Regions from separate parts of the Homo sapiens genome. Here region 1 is linked to region 2. The links are chromatin contacts, found by Hi-C or POLR2A ChIA-PET in ENCODE. All regions are on one chromosome and are shown on one strand. Each heading gives the region's core, a stretch centred on a gene start or an enhancer-like site at or near the end of the contact. The rest is flanking DNA. Distances are from core to core; before and after follow the strand shown.

Region 1 (6,032 bases), core at 827-3,326, 680 kb after region 2:
AGGCCTCGTCACAGCATGGTGGCTGGGTCCCAAGAGTGAGCATCTCAAGAGAGCAAGGTGAAAGTGCATGACATTTTAATGAGTCAGCCTTGAAAGTCACATAATGTTAGTTCTGCACTATTCTTGGTCAAGGCAGACACTGAGATCTGCCCAGCTTCAAGGGGACGTGGCAAAGACCCCATCATTTGATAGGAGGATCGTCGAGGTCACATTGTAGTGAAAGCCTGTGAGACGAGTGGTGATGTTTCTGCCATGTTGGAAAATGCAATCTGCTACACTGCTCTTTTCATTTAACATATCATACCATTAAAATAATCCATCAACTCTGTGAATACATCCATAGAACTTATTCATTTACTAGTTCCTTAGTATAGGACTTTTCTCATCACTTCCCCATAAGAGAGAAGAAGGAGGTATGGTTATTTTCCTTCCCTAAAACCAAGAGAGAGAGGCCCAAAGAGAATTATTTGACAAGTGGGATTCCTATTCCTGCAGTGTCGACTCCATTAATTTGGGGTCTGTTATCTTTCCTTTGATGGTTTTTGAGTCTTGGACCAGCAGGAGCACCTGAGGCTGCTTAGGACATGGATATAGGGGTCTGTGGCTTCTCAGGTGTGTCAAGGACACATACATTTCTCCTGGGTCGAGGGAACACCTTAGGAAGTGGGACTTGAGCTGTTCTGCCATTATTCCCCAAGTGGGTTTCCCACTGGATGAGATACCCCTGGTAGAAGGAAAGTGTGGGGAAGACTGTGGTTGGGGAGGAAAAGGAAAGGAAGCAGCTGGAGCCCTAGCCAGGCCACCCATGTAGGTGAATATGCAGGGGATGGCCCTACGACATTCTCCAAAGAACCCAATGGATGAGCCCCATGAAGGAGCCACACAGCAGGAGTCAAAGCTCAGTCTGCATTATCCAGGAACCAGTGACCACTGAAATAAAAAGGATCAGCTCCTCATCATAAGCAGCTAAATGAGGAAACATCTCTGTCCTTCCCTCTTTCCATCCTGCCCCAACAGCAGAGGGCATGCGCATAGGAGATGGCGTGGTGAGAAGAGACCATCCTCTTTCCCCTACAACCTTTAAGCAGCTTAGAAACTCAAGTCTAGGTTTGTGTATGTGTTTGGGCGTGGTGAGGAAAAGAGAGTCATTACAAGAAAACAAGTTTCAAGTTTTGAAATGCATGGGACTGAGTCCTACAGAAACAAAAATGTCACTGAATAACCCTTAATAACTGGAAATAAATGGAATTGCACTAAGATGATGTCAAGCACCATTAAAGAGGATTTGAGAACACACAGTTGGTGGCAATTCTGTGTTTGAAACAGTGGTAAGCTGAGACTCCTTGATAAACTAGGTACAATTGTAGTTATTGGGTATCAGCCTTTTTTAAAGACTTAATTCTTAGCCAAAATGCCCTTCCAGGAAGGCTGTACTTTTCCCAGCTCCTTGAAGATGCCCACTTCACGGGATGACATTTATTCAGGCCTGGAGAGGTGCAATCTCATTATGTGGGTCATTAGAGCAACACATTAAAGGCGACAAAGGGAGTGTCGCCAAAAGACTTTGTAGCAAGTTATGTGGAAGTGAGCAAGAGAACACGACTGCCTCACCTCTTGGGGGTGGCGAAGGGTTATGTTTAGATGGGGTGTATATGAGTGTCTGGGGTTTTTTACTCATATTGATGGCCAAATTATTTTCCCCTTCTGATTCCCTTTGAGAATCCACTTCACTACCTGCTTCTTGCTGCAAACTGGGAGTTGTAAAATCAGAGAGTCTAGGGTGTCACCCGAATTGCCCTCATGTATGGCATAGCTGTGTGTGTAGAGCAGAACGAGGTAGGGAGGAAAAGTCATGCTGAGCTCAGGCTGAGAAAGAAGAGGGAATCAGAAAGATGGGCCATTTGAAAGCAAAACTGCCTTGAAATCTCTAATAGGCTCTGTCTTGCAAACAAGAAGGGGAAGATAGGGTGAGAGGGGATGTTAGTTTTTAGCAACTGTTTTAAAACTGACAACAGAGGAAGAGAGACCAGACCACAAAGTTAACATTTGCAACTTAGGCATCATTTGATTGTTTAAAAAAGTCCCCAGTCTTAGGAGGGGCTGTCCTTGGGTGAAGGGTTCTGTTTTGAACTGGAGGGAGATCTGGGTGAAGCATGGATGAAGTATATACTCCCTTCCTCAAATCACTCTCCATCTGCATCACCTGATGCTGGAAATCCCCAGGATTAGCTTTTATAAAGTTTTGGCTACATTATGAAGTTCATTTAATGCCTTCCACAATGGCGTCTCAATTTACAGGTGAGCTAACTGAGGCTTGGAGCAGTTAAGGCAATGAGTGTAAGTCTGCGCAGCTGGTGAAGCACACAGCCCAGGATTTGGACCTAGATCTGTCCGATTCTAAATTCTTTCGATCACACCAGTGGCCCCAGCAGATGCTCACTCCTTTAGATTAAGTACCCTCTCCGTCAACTGCATTACACAGTTTCTTAAGCAAATAGCATGGAGGCTCAGACTATGAGCTTTGGAGTCAGTAGGGCTTGAATTTAAATTTTGACTCCAGCCTTGATCATTTATGTGACTTTGGGCACACAACGCAAAGTCTACTCAAAAAAAGCTGTGAGGAGGATGTGCAGCACAGCTGTGGTAAACACTCTACTAGATTATTATTATTGTTATTATTATTATTTTGAGACGGAGACTCTCTCTCTGTCGCCCAGGCTGGAGTGCAGTGACACGGCCTTGGCTCACTGCAGCCTCAACCTCCTGGGCTCGAGCCATTATCCTACCTCAGCCTCCCAAGTAGCTGGGACAACAGGTGCATGCCACCACGCCTGGCTAATTTTTGTTTTTTAATTGAGATAGAGTTTCACTATGTTGCCCAGGCTTGTCTCAAATTCCTGGGCTCAAGAAGTGATCCTCCCACCTCAGCCTCCTAAAGTCCTGGGATTACAAGTGTAAGCCACCACGCCTGGCCTATTGTTAATTTTTAAAAAGCTGTTGTCTCTCTTTGATCCATAAGTGTGTGATAATAGAACAGGAGGGGGACAGTTAACAATGATCAGAACACTAGCTAACACTTCTTGAGCACTTAGGATGCATCAGACACTGTGCGAATTGCTTTCCATGGTACTATCTTAATCTTCCTAACAATTCAACGATATGTACCATTAGTCAACCTCAACGTATAAATAGAAAGCACATCCAGCTACAGGTAGAGGAGCCAGGATCTGAACCTAGGTGGGTGAACTCTGGAGCCTGTGCTTACACCAGGAGGTAAGCTTGCAGGGGCCCTGCGGGACTTTGGGAGTAGATGGGGATGCTTAAGGAGGGTTGAGTAGGAGGCTGTGGTCCTGGGGTAGTGTGTGGGCTTTGGGCATTGGAGGGTGGGGAAGAAGGTGACAAGAACGGGGTGAGATAAGGTAACCATGGAGTGGGGATTTGGACATTTGAAACAGTTGTCACCTGTAGGATGATGTCTTAGTTCATTCTTGCACTGCTATAAAAGCACACCTGAGACTAGGTTATTTATAAAGAAAAGAGGTTTGATTGGCTCACAGTTCTGCAGGCTGTACAGGAAGCAAAGCAGCTTCTGCTTCTGGGGAGGCCTTTGGAAGCTTCCAATCATGGCAGAGGGCAAAGGGGGAGTGAGGTATTTCATGGGGCAGGAGCAGGAGCAAAAGAGAGTGAGAGGAGGAGGTGCTGCACACTTTTAAACAACCAGATCTCGTGAGATCTCACTCACTGTCATGAGAACAGCACCAAGGAGATGGTGCTAAACCATTCATGAGAAACTGCTCCCATGATCCAGTCACCTCCCATGGGGCCCCACCTTCAACACTGGAGATAATAATTCAGCCTGAGATTTGGTGGGGACACAGATCCAAACCATATCGGATGGTTTCCAGGGAAAGGCATTTGCATCTGAATCCCAAAGGCGAATCACAGACTGTCAGGGCTGGGAGTTCCTTAGACATGGTCTAGTCTGATGGTCTTTTAAACTGTACATATGGAAGCTTAGAGTCCGTCAAGGGTATGAATCGATAGAGGCAGTGGGATGGAGGCTGAGCAAAGGGGTCTTCAAGACCTTCTGGTTTGCATCAACCAAAGTCGTTCCATTTCTCTTTTTACCCTTTTTGTTGTTGTTGAGGTACAGCTTATATATAATAAAGCACACGAATTTCAATTCATGTGATGAGGCTGGGCATGGTGATGCATGCCTGGAATCCCAGCATTCTGGGAAGCTGAGGTGGGTGGATATCTTGAGCTCAGGAGTTCAAGACCAGTTTGGGCAACATGGCAAAACCCCAACTCTACAAGAAATACAAAAATTAGCTGGGCATGGTGGCTCATGGCTGTAGTCTCAGCTACTTAGGAGGCTGAGGTGGGTGGATCACTTGAGCCCGTGAGGTTGAGGCTGCAGTGAGCTTTGATTGTGTCACTGCACTCCAGCCTGGGTGACAGAGTGAGGCCCTGTCTCAAAAGATACATGAAATAAAATAAAGCCTGATGAGTTTGTATAAACTTATGCACCCATGTAACCACAGATCAAGATAAAGAATCTTTCCAAAGTCCCAGTAAGCTCTCTCTGGTTCTTTCCCATCAGTGCTGTCACCAAAGAGAACCACCATTTTCATATTATCTGTTTTCGAACTCATATAAATGGAATCGTAGAGCATGCGTTCATTTTGTCTAACTTCTTTTGTTCAAAATTATGTCTGGGAGATTCATCCATGTTCTAGCATGTAGGAGCCGCCCACCCTTTTTCATTGCTGTGTAGTATTCTGTTGTGTGACTATACCAGAATTTATTTAGCTTTTCTGCTTTTGATGGACATTTGGGTTGTTTCCATATTTTGATGTTATGAACATAGCTGCTATGAACACTCTTGCACAGCCTTTTTGGGGAAAAACGAACACATTTCTGTCGGGTATATACCCAGAGTGGTATTGCAGGGTTACTGGGTGGCTGCATGTTTAGCTTTGGTGGGTAGGGCAGCTCTATTTTTGAACAGATGTTTCATAGAGTAGGAATCCTCATGTAAGATTTTGCCTGGAGAAAGGGTGTGATTGCTTACATTTTTCTTTACATGGAAAAAGTTTCAATTCCTGTAGTGCAATCTTCTGCATTTACAGATGGTGAAACTGACACTCAGAAAGTGATTTGCTCAGACTCAAACTGCGGTAAAGCCACAGCCAGATCACTAGACTGAACATTTTGTATTGACTTTCAAACTCTGTGAAACAGATCCTAAATATCACTCAAACTGGTTGCTGGTCAGATGTGGACAGGAACCCATAATTAGAGTCAGAAGCCTTGGGTTCAGTCTCAAAACTCTCACTAACAAATGTGTGAGTCAGGGTGAGGCACTGCTGTGGACCTCCATCTCCCTAACAGGGAAATGGATGTATTTGCTTCACAGCGTTGCTGGATGGAAGGAGGTAATGATGGGGAGACATTTTATAGCTGGGAAGCTCTTAGCAAATTGTTATTATCATTATCAAAATGTATTCTAAGGGGATGCTTGGGCAAGCATGCTGTTTTCTTGTGGTATGAATGTTTATTCACTATTTTCTGTTTTATATTTTAGCCTGAGTTAATAGTTTTTAATGAACATTTCTTCCCCCTCATTAAAGAGCTAGTATGGCAGTTAGTATTTTCCGGAGATAGCCACACCAAGTATAGCCCATCCTCCATGCTGCTCTTACACTGGGGACATTTTTATAATGAGACACACCTGCATTGAAGCGGGGGTCTGTGTTTCCTCCCCTTGAACCTGGGCAGGCTTTTGTAACTGCCTTGACTCACTGAAAGTGCAGAAATGGCAGTGCGCAAGGAGGAATGCAGAGTTAGAAAGGAAAAGTCTAGATTTCGGGGTGTTTCCTGCAGAGAACAGAAACCCTCCCTGGGAGGAGACACTGCTGTGGCTTTTACTTTTCTGGTTTTACACTGTGGTCCTATTCACTTTTCAGATTTCTTCATTAAAACCTTCCCCCAAAGAGGAAAGCCTATGTCTAGGAACCACCCTGACAAGT
Region 2 (6,500 bases), core at 3,731-6,230:
TCAAAGCCAAATAGACCTGCCACTTTATAAAACAAACACCAACTAAAAGGAAGACAACAAATGTTCCCAGGACCCTGAAAGTATCATGGACCATGTCTACAAAGCATCCGCATGTTTTAAAGCCATTGCCAAGCTGTCCTTTAAAGGCTGTTTTGCAAAAACCTCCAAGACTAAAAACAACATGCTGTGACTTTACCTACATTCTTGTAATGGAAATGAGATAAGAATAGTAGTTCATAGTAATTGATGCACAATGACCTTGTGCCAGTGACTGTGCTAAGCACTATCTTACAAATCACCAACTCTTTGCTGTCTCTGTGAAGTCTGTACTGTTATCATCACCATTTTACAGGAGAAAGACCCTTAGGACGATAGAGGGGTGACGGATCTTGCCTAAGTTGCACAGCAGTAAGAGCTGAACCAGGGCAGGCTGTCACTATTGTTCACTGGCTTCTCTGTGATGGACTGCCCCTGTGGAAGCATTTAGCTAATACATTGGAAGTAATGGTGTTATCTTTCCCTTCAGGACAACACAGGAGAAAACAAATAGTAAAAGATGCCTACAGTAAAAATATCTGTCTTAGACTTGAAAAATATAAATGTATATCCACATATGCTACATAAAGACTTGACTTGGTTAAGACATATGTTTTAAAAGGGAAAGTTGCCAGAATGGATCACACTTAAATACAAAACCAGTTTCTGTGCGGTGTGTGGTGGTGACATCACCCACAAAAAACATGGGAAATGACACACGCTTCTCCATGACCATCGTCCAGCTTGTTTAATCTCAACTGGCAAGTTTCCCCTCATCAAGTAAGTTGAAAATGGTTATGGAATCCAGAGGTAGCTCCGGATAACACGGGTGGAATTCTGGTATGCCTTCTTCATTAACTGCTCATAACCCAGAAATGAGAATAAAGCTGCTCTTCCTGGGGAGTCTTTTAACTGAAAAACCAATCTTAATTGAATGCACATATCAGTTAACTATCTTCGGATTCACAAACCATTAATGCCCCATTTTCACATAGTGTCTTCTTTCTGGCTTGTCTGAAGGCTGGCATTCTCAGGGCTGTGCTTAGAGGAATGTGAGATTCAGCAGGAATATGGAAGGGACAGGAGAGAAAAGAAGAGAGCATATTAAGTGCTCATCTTCACAACCAAACGAGCGTTCTGGGACTGAGCAGTAAGAGCGTCAAATAATGCTGCCCTTGCAAAATTGACGTCCTCCCATCACTGCTCCGAGTCAGTGGCAAAGGAATCACAAATAATGCCATTCTGCCCTCTGAATACCAGTTAAGCAGGCTTCAAATGTGCCTACTGAGGGAAGAGGAGGCTTGTAAATAGAGCCTGGCAGATGTAAAAGGATGGTATAATGATCAAAGGAGGGGGGAAGAAAACTAATTGCAGATTTCTCTCTTGAAATATTTGGCCTGTTTGAAAGTCCCACTTTGTCTCTCCAGAGCAGAAAAACCTAAGCAGGAGTTTGAGGTGTGTCCCCAAGGCAATCTTGTCAAGTTGTGGCCCACAGCATGGCAATTCCCTGTGGAAGAGGGCCTAGATTGACTGCCCTTCTATGCCAGGAGAAGCAAGCTCCTTGAGGAAGCACATACCTCTTCCCGAGTATGTGGCCTCTTAAAGTGACAAGGGTGCAAGAGTATGTATCTCTGCTAATAAAGACATCATTTACAATTGGACTTTGTGAAAGACAGAAGCGTATTTAAGTTCTTTCTGAATTTGGAACTACTTGGATCCTATCAAAAACAATTTTCTAATTGTCATTAAAATACTGGAAACCATGAAGAAGATCCACCTCCCAAAATATGCAATGCCATCTCTTTAGATTTCCTGCTTTTGCTTTGGAAATAAACTCAGAATCTAATAGTCTTCCCCTTGGCCAAGATTCTAAAACCAACAGTGACCATAATCCTGTAAACACAGAAAGAGATTCCTAACTCACTATATTCCTGGCCTTGAAACTTTGGTGTGGAAGGCACCACCAAATCAGGTCACTTGAGTCTAGGATCAACCACGCTACAGTGAAGTCAACACTTGGTAGAAAACTGTGAAAGTGGGCTCTAGTATACCTCCTAGCAATGCCATTAGTTGTGACATAAGTCAATAAGTTCCTATAGAGTTTAGGATTTGGGGAAAACAGGTAATACTTTTGTATTACACGAGGGAGGTGAATATACACTGAATAATAGCAGTGATGAGTTTCTTTTACACGGCAGGAATATTTTCTTGGCTGTTGGATTTAGCATATCAACAAGGGAGGCTGGACATACCTTTTCTCAGAGTTTCATTAGCCTGCTAGAATATTTAGAGGTCTGGGCAAGGTAAACTAACTCTCCCATGTTTGTGCTGAAGTAGAGGTACAGGTCCCACTCTGAGTATTGAATTATCTTTTCTCATGATGACATCAACATTGAAACTACAGAGAGCCTCTTTTGTAGTCAACAGTATGGGACACTGGATTTTTATCTCCCTTTGGACAATGAGATTGTGGTTAGCATAACACTGGTAAATCTAACATTAATGCTCTGTCAAAAATTGTTTTATGAAGGCTAGAAAGAGGTTGGAGAGAAAGGAGGTGCATCCAGGAATAGATACAAAAACATTGAAAGAGAAACTGAAATCAATTCTGTAAACAGCAGAAGTCAAAGCATCGTAGTTGTCATTAAGCACCTACCATTATAATATTCAAACAATAAGATATTTCCTGAAATATCAGATCAATTCTTAAAGGAGAGCTGTTCCCAGTGGGGTTTACTTGTGGTCCTCTGTCCGACATCCATTAGACAGGGTCCCTGTCTTTAGTAGCATGGGTTCAAACAAATGATAAGAGAGGAAATAGATTCCATTCTCTCTGTTTACTTTATTACTATTGATTTATGAATTCCCTCTGATCTATTTCCTAACTGGGCAGATAATATACATTTAGTACCAAAGGTAATTATCCAAAATGAATCTAGTTTGCAACTGGGTGATAAAAAAGAGAGAGGAGACTGATAGATTAAATACTTATCATTAAAAAGTATGGCTGATTGTATTAATATAGATACAAGAGCTTTAATATTCTCACTTTACGGCTAGATATAATTTCCTAGACTAATTGTGAGTTCATGTGGACACTTGGGCATATTTTATTTCTACTCTATATTTTATAGCATCATTTTATAGTGCAAATAATAAAAGCATTATATGAAAAAATTATTTCAAAAGTTTTTTTTAAAAATCTACCACTTGCAAAAAAAAATCATTTAGGGCATTTAAAAAAAAATCTTCATAAAGGGATAGAACATTTAGTTACCACAAATTACTATGGTTTTTAAAGCATCAAAGTTAGAGAAAAGAGCAAAGATTGTATCATTATACGAGTATAAATAAAACAACTTAAATTTCTAGCAATAGTGAATGGATAAATAAATATAGTAAATCCACACTGTGGGAGATGATGCAGCCTATTAACATGTTTATGAAGAAATTTTAATGCGTGGGAAAATGCTTATTAGGCTATGTGAAAAAAACAGGATATAAAACTGTGTGTGTGTAAACACATATACAGTATAACCACAAATACGAAGAAAATGTTCATATATATTTGTTATGTATAGAAAAATATGAAAGAAATATACAAAAATCTTTTTAGTGGTCAACTCTGGGTGATGGCTATTGGATGATTTGAACTCCTTAAATTCTATCCTGTTTTTCTCTAAATTTTCTAAATTAGCACATATTATTTTTATATCTAAGCACGTATTAGAGAGACGGGCGAATGAACAACTTAGAATGAATGGAAGGTAGGACACATGTTGCGTTTGCCCCTGGCTCATAATGACCTGAGGGCCATCACATGCCAGGGACTCCTTTACTGATGCCTCTTTGGAACCTCTCCACTTACAGGCAGAGTAAGCTGTCTGCAGAATCCTACCAGATGTGTCCAAGCGTCATACACTCAGGGATCATCACACTTTTAAAAGACATACGTAGTTATAGAAATACCAAAGTACTGAGGAAAGAGTACAGTGGAACAGTTAAGAGGATGAATTCTGGAGTCAGACGGTCTGGCCAGGTTCCTCCACTTGAGTAACTCTGGCAAATGCTTAATCTATGTCTCAGTCTCCTTACCTGTTGAATCAGGACAGTCAAGTGCCTTCCCTATAGAGATGTTCAGGGATTCAATGGGCTAAATATTTGTAAAACACTTAGAAGACTACGTTATACAATAAGTACTTATCCATTAAATGAATACATCTTTAAAATTCTGATAATATTGATCAGAATCAACTTACAAATAAAGAAATGGACATGGCCAAAATATTTATAAAACATTTGAGCATTTGTAAGTTGCTGAGGCAAGGGTGCAATTTCAGTTGAGCTTAAGTCGAGACTCAGGATTGTAGTGGTTTTAGATGGTTTTTTTATACTGCCAAAGATCTGTCCATCCATACATTTTTATCTAGAATGATGTTGATGATGCTAAGGTTCAAGGGAATAATTACTATGTGCAGTACTATTTGTAGTGTTTTGTTCCCCACTCTATATTTAGATTCTAACAGAAGATGTGAAACTAAATAGATACTCAATAAAAGTTTACTGAATGAAAACACAAATGAATGACTTCACCACAGCTGCATCAAGTTGTCTAAATATGATTATATTTCCACAAAGGAGCCATTGTTAAATGAACTTTCCCTCTATTAAGAACTAGGATTGAAGTATCAAATTTCTTAGAATCTAAAACTTTTTACTATTATAACTTAGAAACAATTAGATGGCAAGATTAAAAGGGGAAAAAGTATTTATTCCAAAAAAAAAAAAAAAAAAGCACAGCTTAGGACTTGAATATCTTCAAGGATCCATTTCTTAGGAAATCTATAAAGATGCAGAAAGCTTTAGAAATGGAGATACCAAGACAGCAATGGCAGCACCAATAAACAGAAATAGACGGTTCATCTCACTAGTTCTGTGGTTTTCTCCTACCCAGTAGAGCGTGACAAGAGAATGTTAAAGTAACTGAAATCAAGAACAATACTGGAAATAAGAACAGTCTACAATGGCAAATTTTTACTGTAATACATTTCGTTACTGAGTGAGGGAGGAAAACAACTGTTTTTAGATACTGTCCATTGTTTTCTATACATTTCAAAGCTCCTCTTCACACATGTAACTTTCAAACTGACAGTGGTAACTTTCAGCATTTTGTGGAGATCTTGGCTCCAATGCAGCAAATAAGAAGTGAAATGTCCCACGGTTGTAAAATCTTGATAAGTTATCCGTGTCACATTTTTCAAATGTGGAACTGCTCACACCACACAGATAATTATAGATGACCAGATTGTAACTGTTTTATTGCTTCTTTTTCCCCATAAATTTTAATTTTGGAAAGTTAAGTGAAAAATGTGGTTTCAATTTCCTACAAATTGCACACAATTTGGTTTTAACAAGAAAATAGAAAGAAAGGGTATGTTCTTTAAAGTGAATTATGAACTAGAGTTTGTTTTCGCTCGCTCAACACCGCAAAAATAATAAAGCACAAAATTTAGAAAAGATGCCTTACAAAATGGAAATCATGAACTATAGTAAGAAAGCAGAAAGTAATTTTTTTTTATCTAAACATGATTTAAGCAATCTAACAGGATAATATAATTGAGCTAGTCTTTCTCCCTCTGGTGAAGCAAGCTAGAAGGAAAGGATACCGGAGTAGAAGCCGACAATCTTAATACATGTATAACAGGAAATCTGTTAATAAGAAAAGGCTTTGTGTATCTCCATCTTACTCTCTCCACAACTGTCAGCAACAACAAAAGAACTATTAAAAGCAATCAATTTTGAAACCATTTAAACATATACCTAGAAACACAACAAAACACAAGAATTTATAAAGGAACTTTTAGTGGAAAGAAATTCTAGCCCTCTGATGGGTTCTGGCTATAATCTTAGAGTTAGACCAACATGCTTTCTTGATTCAAGGTAGTGGTCTGCTACAACTAGCATAACTAAAGGCAGGAACCCCATGAAGTGTCTCGACCACACCAAAACCACCAGCTGGAAAGCAAATAAGGAAATCAATCAACCAGATATTTTTTCTCCTTTCTGCCAAAAACTTTGAGTGAATGCACTTTTCTTCATTAAATTGACCACTGCTTTCACCTTTTTAGCAATGTAGACTGTTAGGCAAAATAAATTATTCATTATTCAGGCAAAAACTATTTCATCAAAGTTGTTGATCTTCATTGACCAAATTCTCCATGGCCTATGTTACTAAATAGCACCACCATAGCTTTCTCAAATTTCTACTTCCAAAAATGTTTACTTTCAGACAGATTGTGACGACCACAAAACTTACCTGCATGAGTATTCTATAAACAAAGTTGTTGTAGACCAAATGTTAACATGAGTCCCTGGTAAAATGTTGTAGCCCTAGATTTTTTTTTTCTGGCTAAAATATAGTATTTGCTAATTTTTTTTCTAACTAGGGTTTAAAGTTGCAAGTC

The links. A loop is a pair of places that touch in the nucleus more often than their neighbours do. ChIA-PET counts read pairs that join two places held with the same protein, here RNA polymerase II (POLR2A). Pooled maps may share reads with other maps.
Region 1: a loop to region 2 is called in a map with no recorded cell type, with 9 times the contacts of the local background. The contact joins two enhancer-like sites. A Hi-C loop is called at or near these places in 1 of 37 single-sample maps with no recorded cell type and 2 of 50 pooled maps. POLR2A ChIA-PET finds 5 or more read pairs at or near these places in 1 of 52 experiments (activated T-cell).

Annotation. Positions count from the first base shown.
Region 1 is chr5:159,425,780-159,431,811 of GRCh38, forward strand. No RefSeq gene overlaps it. Among named protein-coding and RNA genes, the nearest start is that of LINC01845, 37 kb to the right of the region's middle. RefSeq lists an enhancer at 1,686-1,765. Within about 2 kb of position 2,077, at least 5 of the 41 ENCODE cell types and tissues checked have a DNase peak (open chromatin) inside an H3K27ac peak, as active enhancers do.
Region 2 is chr5:158,747,516-158,754,015 of GRCh38, forward strand. The region is part of intron 10 of EBF1 (EBF transcription factor 1); the gene reads right to left. Among named protein-coding and RNA genes, the nearest start is that of LINC02227, 340 kb to the left of the region's middle. RefSeq lists a silencer at 4,932-5,051. Within about 2 kb of position 4,981, at least 2 of the 41 ENCODE cell types and tissues checked have a DNase peak (open chromatin) inside an H3K27ac peak, as active enhancers do.